Linked DNA regions of Homo sapiens: region 2 is linked to region 1. A link is a contact called in ENCODE Hi-C data. All regions are on one chromosome and are shown on one strand. The core of a region is the stretch at or near the end of the contact, and the rest is flanking DNA. Distances in the headings are between cores, read along the strand shown.

Region 1 (7,044 bases), core at 2,367-4,866:
ACCTCACCTATACCCAGCCCCCACCCCCCCTTCTTTCTTTCAGAGCCTCTTCAGTTAACAGTTCACCGTGAAGGTCTCTCATGTTCACAGAGAGGCAAGGAGCCAAAATACTTGGGGTATTTTAAACCATCGCTAGAAATGCCACGGTGGGAACCTAAAGGATACTTTTCAGAGGCAAAAAGGCTGTAATATAATGCATCAAAGGAGCCCCAAGAAGCTCTTAAATCACCAATTGTCTCCCGGAGCTTTGAGTAAGGAGAAAAAAGGAGAGCGCATTTGCTTTGATGGTGGACTTCACTACCACGCTATTAAAGCACATCAGCGTCCTAATTGCATGCACGGTACCACTTAGCAGCGCTTCCCGGAGAGCGCCCTGCGACCACTTCTCATTGATCATGTCAGCGACGCTACCAAACCGCATCTTTAAGCCACTGAAATAGTTCTGCACGATGGATTACAAAGAACTCAGCGAAGGTATCCGCAATCTCCGAATACCTCCCGATGCCTAGAGTTTAAAAAGGACGTTCCTACCGCTTACCGGGAATCAGTACACCAAGGATCAGCACGAAAGCCTCCCTTACCTTGGGCTCCGCGTCTATTTGCAACGGTAATAGCAAGGTTTGCACGGAACTACCACCTCGACAGCATCCCCATCTTTGGAGTTGCTTATTACATTTAATTGTTAACGCTCCCCTCTCTCTTTTTTTTAATCTCAGGGAAAGGACGCCTGGGCTGATTAAGAGGCAAAATAGAAAGGTGGGAGGAAGAACTGTAAGCGACTTAGGTCAGTTGTTTAATATCCGAATTTCATCTCCCACAGGAATCAATATGACCCCCTCCCCCTTTTTTTTCTTGCTCTCTTTTTGTCCCCTTGAAGGCTTCCTTCCACTTCCTACTTCTGATCAACAGCAGCACTCTTAAAGGAAGGACATAAATGGAATGAGCGTGTGTGTGTGTGTGTGTGTGTGTGTGTGTGTGTTTGTGTGTGCGCGCGCGCGCATGCTGCGTTGGTTAATGGGGTGGAGGACATTTGATAGAAATGCTGGACTCTAGGAACCTATGCCTTTTCTCTGGTCAACCTTGCCTTTGCCTCACTACCGAAGTCTAATATCGAATTGCAACTCCAAACTAAAGCCAAGATGTTTCCGAGACAGCGGGTTCAAGCCTGGAGACCTTGCTCCTGATCCCCAAGTCGACTCCAGCCCGCGTTATTAAACGCCCCTGCATTCAAACGCACATGTATCAGTGTGCCTGCGAATCATTCACGTGTGGCCACCCAGACGTGTCGAGATGAATTGGAACCACAGTGCATAAACCTCGCAAGTATCCCCGACCTCCCAACGCAACGGTAAACGTCTCCCGGCTTAAAAGCGGCAAAAACATCCCCACCCCAGTGAAAGCAAAACGTTTACCTTGAAATTTCAGTTCTCCGCTGGATCAAATCCGCACATCCATTCAGCGAGGTTGGGTCCCCTCCCCCTCCCTCCCTGTGCTTCCCCGCCCCCATTCACCTCCCACCCCATCTGAAAGCCCATTGCAAATTCAGTCCAGCCAGTATTAAACTCCAGCGTTTACAACTTTAATTCAGTTCTAGTTAGCAAGGGTCGAAGAGCTTCCTCTCAACCCACTCCCTTCCCCCTCCTCCTTGCTAGCAAAGGAGACCAAAAATTTGAGAAAATAAAGTTGAATGAGCCTGGGGAGGCTGACATTCTGACGGGGAAACGCACCTCCGATGCAAATTCGCGGGTGCGCTGAACATTCTCAGATTCTCAGATTTTTTTTTTTCCTGGAGGGCGGGGGCGGGGGAACTATTCATTTTCTCCCAAAGAATTTAGATACTGGATCACCGCCCTGTACGTCCCTGCAGTAAGCAGCATGGAGCCTCTCGGACTGGAGCCCAGCACCCAGGCCGCACCGGAGGCTCCGGGCACAGCTGCTCAAGCAGCAGCCCAGGCAGAAGCACCCGGAGTTCCAGGACGCGAGGCTCCCCCTCCCCCACCCCGCCCCAAAGAGAAGGAAGGGAAAACGGAGGAAGAAGGGGAGGGAGGAGAGGGAAGGAAAACCACCCCGCCACATAGACACACACACACACACACACACACACACACACACACACACACACACACACACACCTCTTTTGCAAAGTAAACGATAGACTTACCCAGTCTCACATCTCCAAGGCCCAGTCATCATAGCCACCCTTTAAAAACACACACATACACAAAAACCCTCTTTGGGGTATGCACTAGGTTTCTCAAGCCCAGGCAGGGCGAGGAGACTGCGAGCAGCGCAGTCCCAGAGGCTGGAGGAAAGAGGCGCCCGGACGCCTCCAGCCTGGGGCCGCCGCCGCGGTGGCGACCGCGGGTTCCGGGGCTCCCCAAAAGGCTCTCCCCGGTGCTCTCCGCGGTAGTCGGAGCGGGCAGCAGGGTTGGGGGGTGGAGAGCGGGGGGCGTTCTGCAGCGGCGGGATAGGGAGGCGGCGGGAGGGGGCGGCGGAGGTCCGGCTGGAGAGGCGCCTCGCGGTAGGGGCCGGGAGCCGGAGCCGGGCGGGGCGGGGAGGGGGAGCTGCTGGGAGGGGAGGCACGGAGCGGGAGGAGGGGGACGCGGAGAAGACTGCCTGGCCCCGCCGGCCCCGCCAACGTGACGGTCAGCCCCGCCGAGCGCTCGCACCCGCTCACACTCATGATCACTCGCACACTCGCTCCAATACGTGTTAAGGCGCGATCGCGGGGTCCCTGGCAGCCTTCGCTGCACCCTCCCCCCCACAGGGGTACTCACAGTTGCCATCTGCATAGGGGGCAACTTTCTCCGACCCAGCTGTGGCCGCCGCCCCCTCCAGCCTCCTCTGGCTCCTCGCACCCTCCGGCCTGGGTTCGCGCCGGCCGGCCCTCCCCTCCCCCCTCGGCTCTCCTCCTCGCCGTCTTCACCACATTCCCCCCTGGTCAGTGGCGCACGCCGGGGGACGAGCCAGAGGGAGCGGGTCGCGGGGGTGTGCATGCATCTCCCGCCTTCTTCTTGCAGCGCACACTGTACATGGTAGTGAGGGGGCGAGCAAAGGTGGCACCGGCCCCTCGGCTGCTCCAGCGAAGGCGGCGGCTGCAGCTCCTGCGCTGTCCTCCGCCCCCCAGCGCAGCGGCGACCACCGCGCTGGGATCCCGCCGACGCTGTCTCCGCGCCGAGCCCGCCGCCGCCGCGGCCCCTAATTAGTATTTGAGAGGCTCTTGCATCCCTTTGGCAGTTTCATCCTCACGGTGTTTGCAGGGTTTTTTTCTGTATCCCTTCCCCAGATGCGGCGCACAATCGTCATTAGTTGGAACTCTCTATCACCGACATCCTTTGGGGTTTCTGGGGGAAGGGGGGGGCGGGCAGCAACCGCGTCGTTCTATGCCTGTGGCTTGTCCTGGCAGCCCGGTGGCTCTAAAAAAAACTCCGAGAAAGTTGCGTCTTCCTCCCGGGCGCCGAGGAGGTGGCAACGCGGTAAGCAACACCGGGTCTCTGAGACAGCTGCTCCGGAGCGGGTGCAGGGCCCAGTCCAGTGCACTTGTTTATTGTCGCGCCTCTGGTGCGAGCCAAGCTGCAGCAGACATGATGGGCCCGGGGCGAAGCGGGCGCTCGGTGGCCGATAGATGGCAGCCGAGGGCGAAGGCGTCCCTGGGCTAGGGCGGCGCAACCGGGGCCCCCTTGGATGTCACATTCGTAGGAAGAGAGAGAAGTCTTGGACCATGTGTGTAATTCGAGCGTGGGACTGTGCAATTCTCGGATTGGGAAAGGGAGGAGTGGAAATAACCCCGGCAGTGCCAGGCTTGCTGGTGGTCAGGAACAGATGATTCCAGCCCTGTGCTGATCGCCTGCCTTCCTCCTGCCATTCAGAATGCTGCTGTCTCGTGTACTTACTGTTAAGGATCCTGGAAAAGGGAGTGGTTCCTCCTAGCTGCAAACAAGGGCGCTACTTTTCTTTTCTCTTTAATAGAATTACGTTTTATAGGTGTGTCTAGGCAACACAAGGGAATGTGAAAGACTTTCAGAGGGAATGTTTGTGAATACATCTGGTGTGTACTAAAAAGCTGGAAAACCCCTAAGTAAATGCAATATCGATAGAAAGCGAGTTTCTTGAAGAGTCATCTGCTAAACTCCACTAGAGTCATCTCTACAGTAAGTATTCTTGGGTCTTTCCATGAAACCAGACACTTCCATCCCCAAAAAGGGGTCTTTACTTTCATAAGACATGTTTTCAATATTTGTAATATTAGACCTGCCGTTCATCCCGGGTATAAGAGAAAAGTTGATAATAGTAAGTGACCCAGTGCAGGCTGAGTGCACATGTGCCTGTTCCTTTGATAACTATGTAGTTAGTTTCTCCATGTAAATATATTTTACCCACTTTATTTTGCAATTAATTACGTCTTAATTATTATTGATATTGTTTTATTCTTAGTAATATTTGGGATAATACTGTGTTATAATCTGGTTAATCATATGTTTAATATTGATATAGAGTCTGATAATATGTCTATGTTCTGAGATGTATATATATCTCAGGTGATGAACATTGCAGTCTCCTGAGGTACTGCAATCTTTTTTGAACTTTCCCCTGCGTATGTTGTGTGAATATATATATTTTTACTTTATACCATAAAAACTTTATTTGGAAGCAATTTTGTTTAAGTATGGGTTATATTCAAGGGAGAGGAAGGAAAGAAGTAATATGTAATTTCAGACAATAAAAACAAAATCTTGTAATGAACGTTTCATTAAATTTAGAAGCATTTGACCTAGGAATGATAGCCACTAGCTGTAGATACATTGCATCAACAAATATAACTTACACGTCATCCACAAAAGGCTTATTTCTGTATTTTTTATTCAGTCATTAACTTTTAACATTATATAAACATTTCAGAAAATTTATTTTAAGTTTAAAATTACTTTTATATTTTCAAAATGAAATGAAATATTTAAATTTAAAATTATATAGGAATTACAGCCAGAAGCCTTTGGAATATAAATATTGAGTCCTATCAGAAACATAATTTTCAATATCGATTAACTTTGTAGAAGTTCTTAAAGGTCCTAAATTGTCTTAATCGATTATTGATTTTTTCAAAATAGCTGAAATAAAGCTGTTATATTTTATCACTGTTCTAAATCTTTATAATTTCATTCAATAGCAAAGTTTAATTCATGGTTTTGTATTATTTTTATTTTAAATATTTATTGTTCTAATTAAAGGAAATATTATTCAACTAAGAAGTATTAAATATGTTTGGAATTAGTTTAGGTTACAGTTTTGTTAGAAACACTTATGCTAATAATCTAGTTTACCTCTTGTGGTTCAAATAAGTAAATGATGAAAACTTTCTGCCATTAACTCAACATTAAGGATGGTCCCGGAAGCCACCATTACCTTTTGCCACTAGGTGTCTCTATAAGATGCTCTGCAAGAGAATGAAATTTTAGAAAATACTGTGACTTGAACAGTTCAGAACAGAAAAACACAAGAGGGAAAACATCATAGATATAAGGAAAAGCCTCAGTTATTAATCTGTTTCTTTATTTGCATTGAATGTTGACTATTGCTTAGAAAATATATAAGTGAATTACATAAGAGTGATCAAATATGAGCCAAAACTTTTACCCACATGAACAAATGTATCTATGTTTTAGTCTATACTAAGCAACACATGGTCATATGTGTATACATGCTTTCAGACAGCACTCAGATGCATGCACTTAATTACATAGATACATTTGGCCATTGTAAAATTAAATGATTGATCAAATATATCTCCCCAGAATTAAGTCTATTAATATTAAACATTATTTGATGGAGTTGGATGTGAAAGTCACATTTGTCCAAATGTTTGCAAATATTTTTTTTTCATATTAGAATTATCTATTGAGAGGGTATCATCATAAGTGTATATCATGTAGGGAAATATATTTGACATTTATATTGTAAATATAATTGTCATTATCAATTATGGCCATAATTTGATACCTGCAAATTTAAATTTAAATTGAAAACATAAGTAGCATACTTGCCACTTAAAATTGACCATATATTTTTGTAAATTTATATTTATTAGTTTCTAGAATTATTATTTTAGTGCTTTATGAACACAGGAGGGATTCTTATATTAAGTACATTTTTTAAGATAATTCTTATCACATTTGCGTATCACTGTGTGTTATCATTAGAATTTTAAAATGCTTAGTCAAGAATTATGGTGCTTTAAGAAACAACCTAATGAGGATTATAAACAAGGAAATTCTTTATTAATCATTTCATGACTTCATAAGTATTGATCAACATCTAAAGCCAGTAGAGCTTGCAATTTGTTGTTGTTGTTGTTGTTGTTAGCCTAACTGGTGAGTTAAGATTATGGAATTCTAATGCTAAGTTTCTATTCCTCCATAGTAATGGCTAAGAAGTCTGTTCAACTCAATTTAATAAATGACACATTTTTCAAGTCTAAGTTAAAGGGCATATGTCTTTAAAGTTTTTGAAATTGAAATTATATATATATCACATTCATATATATAATTATATATAATATATGTTATATGTATATCACATATCTAAAAGGAGAAAATGAAAGTTTCTCCTGGAGGAAAATAATGAGTCACCATTTATGATTGTGTCTCTATGAAATTGCTAAATTAAATAACTGTACAGCATTTGTCTTTGACATTTTGTCTAATACATTTAAAATTAAAAACAAACATCATGCAGTTATATTTATCAAATTAAAAATGGCCAGCAAATCTAATTTTGCTGAAATTATTTATTCACTTACAGACTTAATTATTCACAGCCTTAGAAATAGACTCTCAGAGGCATTACAAAAGAATATACAAAAAATAGCCAATTTTCTTCCTTGCCTCATGCAGTTCCTTGCACATACACTCGGATATTTTTTGATATAATTACATATGAAAATATCCTTTTTGGATAACCAATTGGAAATATCTACAAAAATATATCTTTGGAACACTACTTTTTCAGAAAGTAGCCTTCAGGTGTGCCAAAGTAAGATATATAAAA
Region 2 (7,044 bases), core at 1,165-3,664, 3.2 Mb before region 1:
AAAAACTAGCTGAGCATAGTGGCAGACACCTGTGGTCTCAGCTACTCAAGAGGCTGAGGTGGGAGGACTGCTTGAGCTTCAGGAGGTCGGGGATGCAGTGAGCCAAGATTGTGCCACTGAACTCCAGCCTGGGTGACAGAGCAAACCCTGTCATAAAAAAACAAAAAAAGTTAAAAAACGATTTTTTACTGGTACTTAAAATGTAAAAAATTAATAACTTAATAACTACAATTTTTGTAACTATTTACTTTTACTGATTTTTATTCTCCAGTCCAAATATAGCACATGGGGAAAATAGATAGATGAAGAAATATAAAACCAGACTTTTAAAAGAAGTTTGTTTTTAAGATCTGCAGCTGAGATGTGAGATAGAGGAGCTTAGCCTAAAGGAAATGCATTTGTTTCTGTGTCACTGCTCATAAATCTAGTTATACATTTCTTTTCTTTCATTCTCAACTTTCCAGATGAGAAAAGTTTTACTAAGATAAGGGAATATATTTTTTATGTATCCTTTAGAGCAGCTTTCTGGATAGAAATATAAGCAGTTGCATTTTTAAATAACTGGTTTTGTTAAACAAACTATAGTCATCAATAAATTCACCTACCTTTGCTTAAACTCAGCATCGTGCAAAGAAACATATTTGGTTTCCAATGCCAACTATATTTTTGAGTTCTTGAATGAGCAGCCATTGATTCTAGAATCAATCCTTTGGGCTGCTTTATTGGAGTAATCACTTAAGGCTAGGACAGTTTGTTTTTTCCAAGTTCAGGATTCATCCAGGCAGGTTTTAGGAATTACTTCGTATTATATTGAGTATACTCATATAAATATATTGCAAATAAAATATAATTTGTAATTCATTTCTGATAAAGTTCATCTGAAGATAAATTACCCTTGAACAACATGGGTTTGATCAGCATGGGTCCACTTATATGCAGTTTTTTCAATAAATATATTGGAAATTTTTTGGAGATTTGTGACAATTTGAGAAAACACGCAGATGAACTGCATAACCTAAAAAGTCAGAAAATTAAGAGAAAGTTAGGTATGTCATTAATGCATAAAATATACGTAGATACTAGTTTATTTGTTAAATTGACTATGTATTTGTTAAATTGACCAGTAAATCTTCTGGTCAACAGTGGGCTATTAGTTCTAAGTTTTGGGGAACTCAGAAGATATATACAGATTTTTTACTGCATAAGAGTGGCACCCCAATCCCTGCATTGTTCAATGGTCAACTGTATTGCTATTTTACTATTAAAATTATCTCATAAATATTGATGAAATCATTGATTTAACTGATAATTCATTGTACATGGCATCAGAGTCAGTCCACAAGGGGGCTCCCTTGCTCTAATTTTCAGAATTTTCCCTTAAAATGGATTATGACACTTTGGAAGATTTTTTATCTTTGCAAAAGAATTTAATAAACCAATTTTAAATGCACCAGAAACTCTGAAATATATTAATGGGTCACATTAACCTGAAAGAAAGAAGTACAGCCTCCACACTCTCTGGGGCATGTCATTTTCCTTAGTGAAAAACTTTCTTCACTGAATGTTATCTTGGTAGTCAAGTATGACAAAGTTGTGCTTCTCTAAGTTGTGCAAAACCAACTATATCACTGATTGCCTAAACACTGCAAGACAAATAACATAATTACAATGGTTAAGATCTGTAAGACCTTCAGGATTTCCAAATGACAAATGCTATTTCAAATGGGCAGCCACATAGCACACAAAACTAGACTTTTGGTTTATAAAAACATTTTTATAACATCTTTTTTAAAAAAGAAAAATAATCCTATTTATTCCTTCAATAAAATAAGATTTGAAAGCATTTGAAAATATCTAGTCAACTAAGCATCTGTTAGTTACTTTTTCAGGAATGCCACTGTTTATTCTGTTTGGTTCAGAAAAATATTTGAGTGCTGGTTTCATCGCAAATACTGCTTTGAAAACCAGAGAAGTTTTTAAACTTCTCTGATATCCCAAGCAGCTCACAGTTTCCAAGTGGAGAGTGAAACAGAAACAATCATACAGCAAAATGATGGAGGTGCTGAATAATACAGGGGGTTTTGCATCTTGATAAGCCAGAAAAGAAGACTGAATTTACCTCAGGTTTAAATATATCTGAATATAATGCATTATTTGACCTTTTTTAAGGCAAATACTTGTTGCTTCTTTTGCCTTGTACCAGTTGATGTGCTTCATAATATTTGCACATCCTCTTATATCATCCTTCCTCATACCGTGCAGTGGGTGTGACCATTAGCTTCCATTTCAGGCCTTTGAGCACCATTATTTCCCCTGTCAACAATGGAGGACTGATTAATCCCGACGCCCAGTTCGGCCTCTAGGTGGTGCACAAGTCTTTTTTGTTGTAAAGCTGACATCACACCTCTGATTAGTCTCTCTTTTCTTAACAAAGAAATTTCTCAGAAAACACTGCTATAGGCTTTCAAGTCTCACAAGATTCCATGAGTAGCAACCAATTCACAGGAGGAATAAAACACATGATGGGAAGGTTTTTGTTTTTGTTTTAGGATGGAGTCTAGCCCTGTCACCCAGGTTGGAGTGCAGTGGCACCGTCTTGGCTCACTGCAACCTCCGCCTCCCAGTCCCTGTTCAAGCAATTCTCCTGTCTCCCGAGTAGCTGGGATTACAGGGGCCGGCCACCATGCCCAGCTAATTTTTGTATTTTTAGTAGAGGTGTGGTTTCGCCATGTTGGCCAGGGTGGTCTCAAACTGACCTCAGGTGATCCACCTGCCTCGGCCTCCCAAAGTCCTGGGATTACAGGCGTGAGCCACCGCGTCCAGCCTGATGGGAAGTTTTGTGTTACCAAGAGCAACACTAAAATCACTGAAATGTTTTTAAAAGGGGGGAAGGATAGAAACAGGGTAGAAGAATGGTTGCTAAGACTGGCGGAAAGGGAAGTGGGGAGCTGTTTGTCGAAGAGTACAAAGTTTCAGTTGTGCAAGATGAATCAGCTCTGGAGATCTAATGTACACAGAGTGGTGACTGTAGCTAACAATACAGTATTGTGTACTTGACATATGCTTAGATCTGAAGTGTTCTCACCACACACACACACACACACAGTAACCGTGCAAGTGACAGATATGTTAATTTGCTCGATTGTGGGATCATTTCACAATGTATATGTTTATCAAAAGGTCAAGTTGTAGATCTTAGATATACACAATTACTACTTGTCAATTATACCTCAGTAAAGCTGAACAAAAAGAGGGGTGTTGGGGGATATTGAACTTTTGGAATGATAGATATGAGCTGACCATGGAAGGTAAGCTCTAAAACGTCAAGGATCTTTGTCTTTTTCTTTCCCCATTTTTGTATCTCTAGCACCTAGTTTATAGTAAACATTCAAAAATTACTTGTTTAATAATTTGCATCCCTAACACATTTCCTTTTAAGACTCAGAGAGTGAATATTTTTGAGTTTGTTGGCCATACAGATTGTATAGCAGCTATCCAACTGCAGTCTTCATGAGAAACTAGCATAGCCAATATAAGAAAATGCATCGTTCTGTTCCAGTAAAACTTCTTTTACAAAAACAGCTGGCTAGCCTACTAGCAGTGGCTTGCCAAACCCTGGTCTGGACTCTTCTACTCCTGCTAATGCAGTTCCTTGGGTGTTCAACATTTTAGAAATTGATACTTCAAGCTTGTGAAAAAGAGATACTATGGCCGTGTGGAATCATGCCTTGAAAATTACATTAGAACCTTTTTGCTTATATGAGAGATCAATAGAAATGATGAATTCATGATTATTATCTATATTTCTCTCTTTTGGAGGTTGTGATTCTTTTGTGAGCACCACTAATTATATTGGAAGAGTCTCTCCAATCCCATATTTCATGTTGATCATAGCTTTGGGAATAAGTAGTAATCTCTCGTGGGGTAGAATAAGTAGAGGTCTTTCCCATCTGCTTGTTTTCAGTTTAAATGTTTATTTGCCCTATAACTGTAATATTTTCATTACCAGAATCACTTAGAAAAAAACATACAATAAAAAAATCTGCCTCAAAACTTTGCTCTATTTAATTCAGCAAGAAAGACTATGAGCCTCAGGATACGTAAGTTTTACTGTACTTCTTAAAGAACTAAACTTTAGTTCTTTAAAGTTCAGTGGCAAACCCTGCTTTTGTGATTCCACATTCTCTCAGCCACTGCATCCACACCTTCAACCCCTGCATGTCACTGCAGTAAGTGTTGGTGAAGGTGCAACGACCACAACAACAACCCTCCACAGAGAGAGATACCCTCGAAAAGAGAACAAGGATGCACTAAGATCCTCTGCTTCTAATTTATTAATGTTTTTTACATTGTATCAGTTAAGTTTTCTGTGTCAACTTGTCTGAGCCATGGGATGTCCAGGTATTTATTCGAATATAATTCTGAGTGTTTAATATTTGAATCAGCAGACTAAGTAGAGGAGATTGCCCTTTCTAATGTGGGTGGACCTCATTCAATCAGCTGAAGGCCTAAATAGAACAACATGGCATAAGTTCTACCTAGTAACACCTGAAGGCCTTCAAAGTGCGATATCAGCTTATTTCCTGCTTTGGACTGAAACTAAGCCATAGGCACTTGTGGGTTTCCAGCTTTCTAACTCACCCAGCAGATCTTGGGACTTGCCAGCCTGCATAATCATATGAGTCAATTCCTTATAATAAATTTCTTTCTACATCTTATTGTTTCTCTGAACAACCCTGACACATCATCTCTCTTTAAATATAGATATGTTAAATATATATAATATATATATAATACGTATATATATACACGTGTGTGTGTGCGTGTGTGTGTGTGTGTGTGTATATATATATATATATGAAAGGAACGTGCTACTCCCATAGAGAGGAAAATGTGGTTGGTATCCTAAATTGGAACATCAATGTTTTCCTAGTATACTCTGATAAAGCCAAATTATAAATATGTTTATTTAACATTTTCATGTTTTTATAGAAAATAAACATTATAAAAACATTTTCAAAATAGAAGAACATTCAACCTTCCACACAATTCGCTAACAACCCTTGGGAGACCATACAGAAGCAGTTTATACATCACGATCTTCCTCATTCTTTTTAGCTTGTTGCCCTATTTCTTAAGGTTTAGACTGATTTTTTTTAAGTCTCTGGCTTGTGGATATATGCTGATTTGTTTCATTTATTTAATGGAAATTAAACAAATTAAATAAACAGAAAGACATTGAAAAGCACTGACATTAGTGATGAGCTTAAAGAAACCAAGACATTTGGTTGAAATAAGGTGCTATTGAAATATCTGGAACGAAAAAACTCTTTGTATTTCAAGGCTGTTTAGAAAACAAGGCATAAATCTTTTCTTGATAAGAGGAACAAATCAATAGAAAACAAAACACATGTATATGTTTCTGATAGCATTACAAATGGGGACTAGAACACATAGGTCAACCTATTGTTCAGGAAAAGCCATTCAGCTCTGTTGTGTACAGAGAATATAATTCAGGAATTTTGATAATTTTTGAAGTACTTCTTTTTTTTAAGTATCTCTAACCTCTCCTCTATGAGTTGAAAATTTGATAGGTTATCTTACTTTTAACAGTTAGATTTCCCTGCAAAGTGCTGAAACAGAAAAAGAGCACATTGTCTCTACTTATAATTGAGGAAAAACTATGCTGACATTCATTGTCACTAGACAAAGTCATTTTTTTTAAGAACAGGTAAATAACTAGAAAATATGGAACTGTAGCAACGAGGGAAGAAAATAACTGTGATCCCACATATTGAATATTAAACAAATAGGTAATGATAAAAGAGTTATGAGCCTATAGATTATGCAGTGAAGCAAATTTCTATCAGATCTTGACTTGGTTTATACCTTTGTTAGTAAGAAAAATAACAAAAAATTATCTTTACATTATACTCTCTCTTCTATTATAATGGAGAGTTTCTTTTCTTCTTTTATAGTTCTGCTGAAAAATCATAGTGATTTGCTACTTGAAAGAGAATTAACATTGTGAAAAAATGAATTCCTCACTAAAACTTTTTTAGCTCCATACTATCGATAGACATAATGTGTGTGGTTCTGAAAGCAATTGCACATAAAAGCAGAGAAAGGCATGTGTCCTACTTTCCCTCTTCTGAGGCCCAGTAGAGTTCAGCCTTGCAAAGCAAGCCTCCATCACTTCACTTCATGTATTTACTTGTTTTTAAATCTATACATAATAATTTTACATACCTATAGGGTGAATGTGATATTTCCATACATCTGTAGATGGTATAATGATTAAATCAGGGTAATTAACATATTCTTTACCTAAAACATTTATTAATTCTTTGTTCTCCATAACCTCCTTTTAAAGTGGATTTTGGGAGGCTGGGCAAGGTGGCTCATACCTGTAATTTATGAAGGTAATTTTTATAAAGGTAAAATTTATAAAGGTAATCAGAAGAGTGGGTTTGCAAAACCATGACCAATTCTTAAAAAGTTATCTTCAGAAATCAGAAAGGTGACTGAAAGATGGTCTATATGGAGCAGTTTCAATATGCTAGAGGAACATCTGAATGATCTCTAACTTACTGATTTTGTAATATTATTCACAGGAAGAATATTATTTATGTAATGGCTTTTTTCCCCAAAAGGGTGAACCTTTCCACCTATTTTTACAATGTCGCTTTAGTAATAATAACTAAATTCCCACATTTAATAGAAGTGAAGGGAAACATACAGGCTCAGGATCCATCTTTAGGTGGTAACACGTCTACATTCATCAGTCCTCTGCTATATATAACGGCTACCTTATTATACCAGAGTTTGTGTAGACACCTATAGGATGCTGTGGGAAAGGGGATGTTAGACTGAGCACAAGGAAACCTGAATTCTAGTACTGTATTCACCTATTTTTGGACTGTGGATGACCAAAGGTAACTGAAACCATGGAAAGCAAAACCCGTGGATAAGTGGGGAACTACGGTACAGGTTCTTCTAACTTGTTCTGTGACGCTTGGCAAGTTTACTAATTTCTATGAGACG

What was found. Hi-C counts contacts between places; a loop is a spot of excess contacts on that map. Pooled maps may share reads with other maps.
Region 2: a map of IMR-90 shows a loop between it and region 1 (12-fold over the local background). The contact joins the enhancer-like site here to the promoter of SLITRK5 in region 1. A Hi-C loop is called at or near these places in 4 of 168 maps with a recorded cell type or tissue (A673, IMR-90, PC-9 and 1 more), 6 of 37 single-sample maps with no recorded cell type and 10 of 50 pooled maps.

What each region holds. Positions count from the first base shown.
Region 1 is chr13:87,667,943-87,674,986 of GRCh38, reverse strand. It overlaps SLITRK5 (SLIT and NTRK like family member 5), which reads right to left and starts at 3,616. Exons shown (of 2, transcript NM_001384609.1): 1 at 2,778-3,616. LOC124900338 (formin-like protein 5) reads left to right here and starts at 2,620. Exons shown (of 2, transcript XM_047430855.1): 1 at 2,620-4,151. The coding sequence starts at 2,682. The coding sequence ends at 3,206. It overlaps MIR4500HG (MIR4500 host gene), which reads left to right and starts at 4,024. Exons shown (of 6, transcript NR_033829.1): 1 at 4,024-4,151. RefSeq lists enhancers at 1-963, 3,388-3,889.
Region 2 is chr13:90,862,786-90,869,829 of GRCh38, reverse strand. No RefSeq gene overlaps it. Among named protein-coding and RNA genes, the nearest start is that of LINC00410, 60 kb to the left of the region's middle. Within about 2 kb of position 2,414, at least 3 of the 41 ENCODE cell types and tissues checked have a DNase peak (open chromatin) inside an H3K27ac peak, as active enhancers do.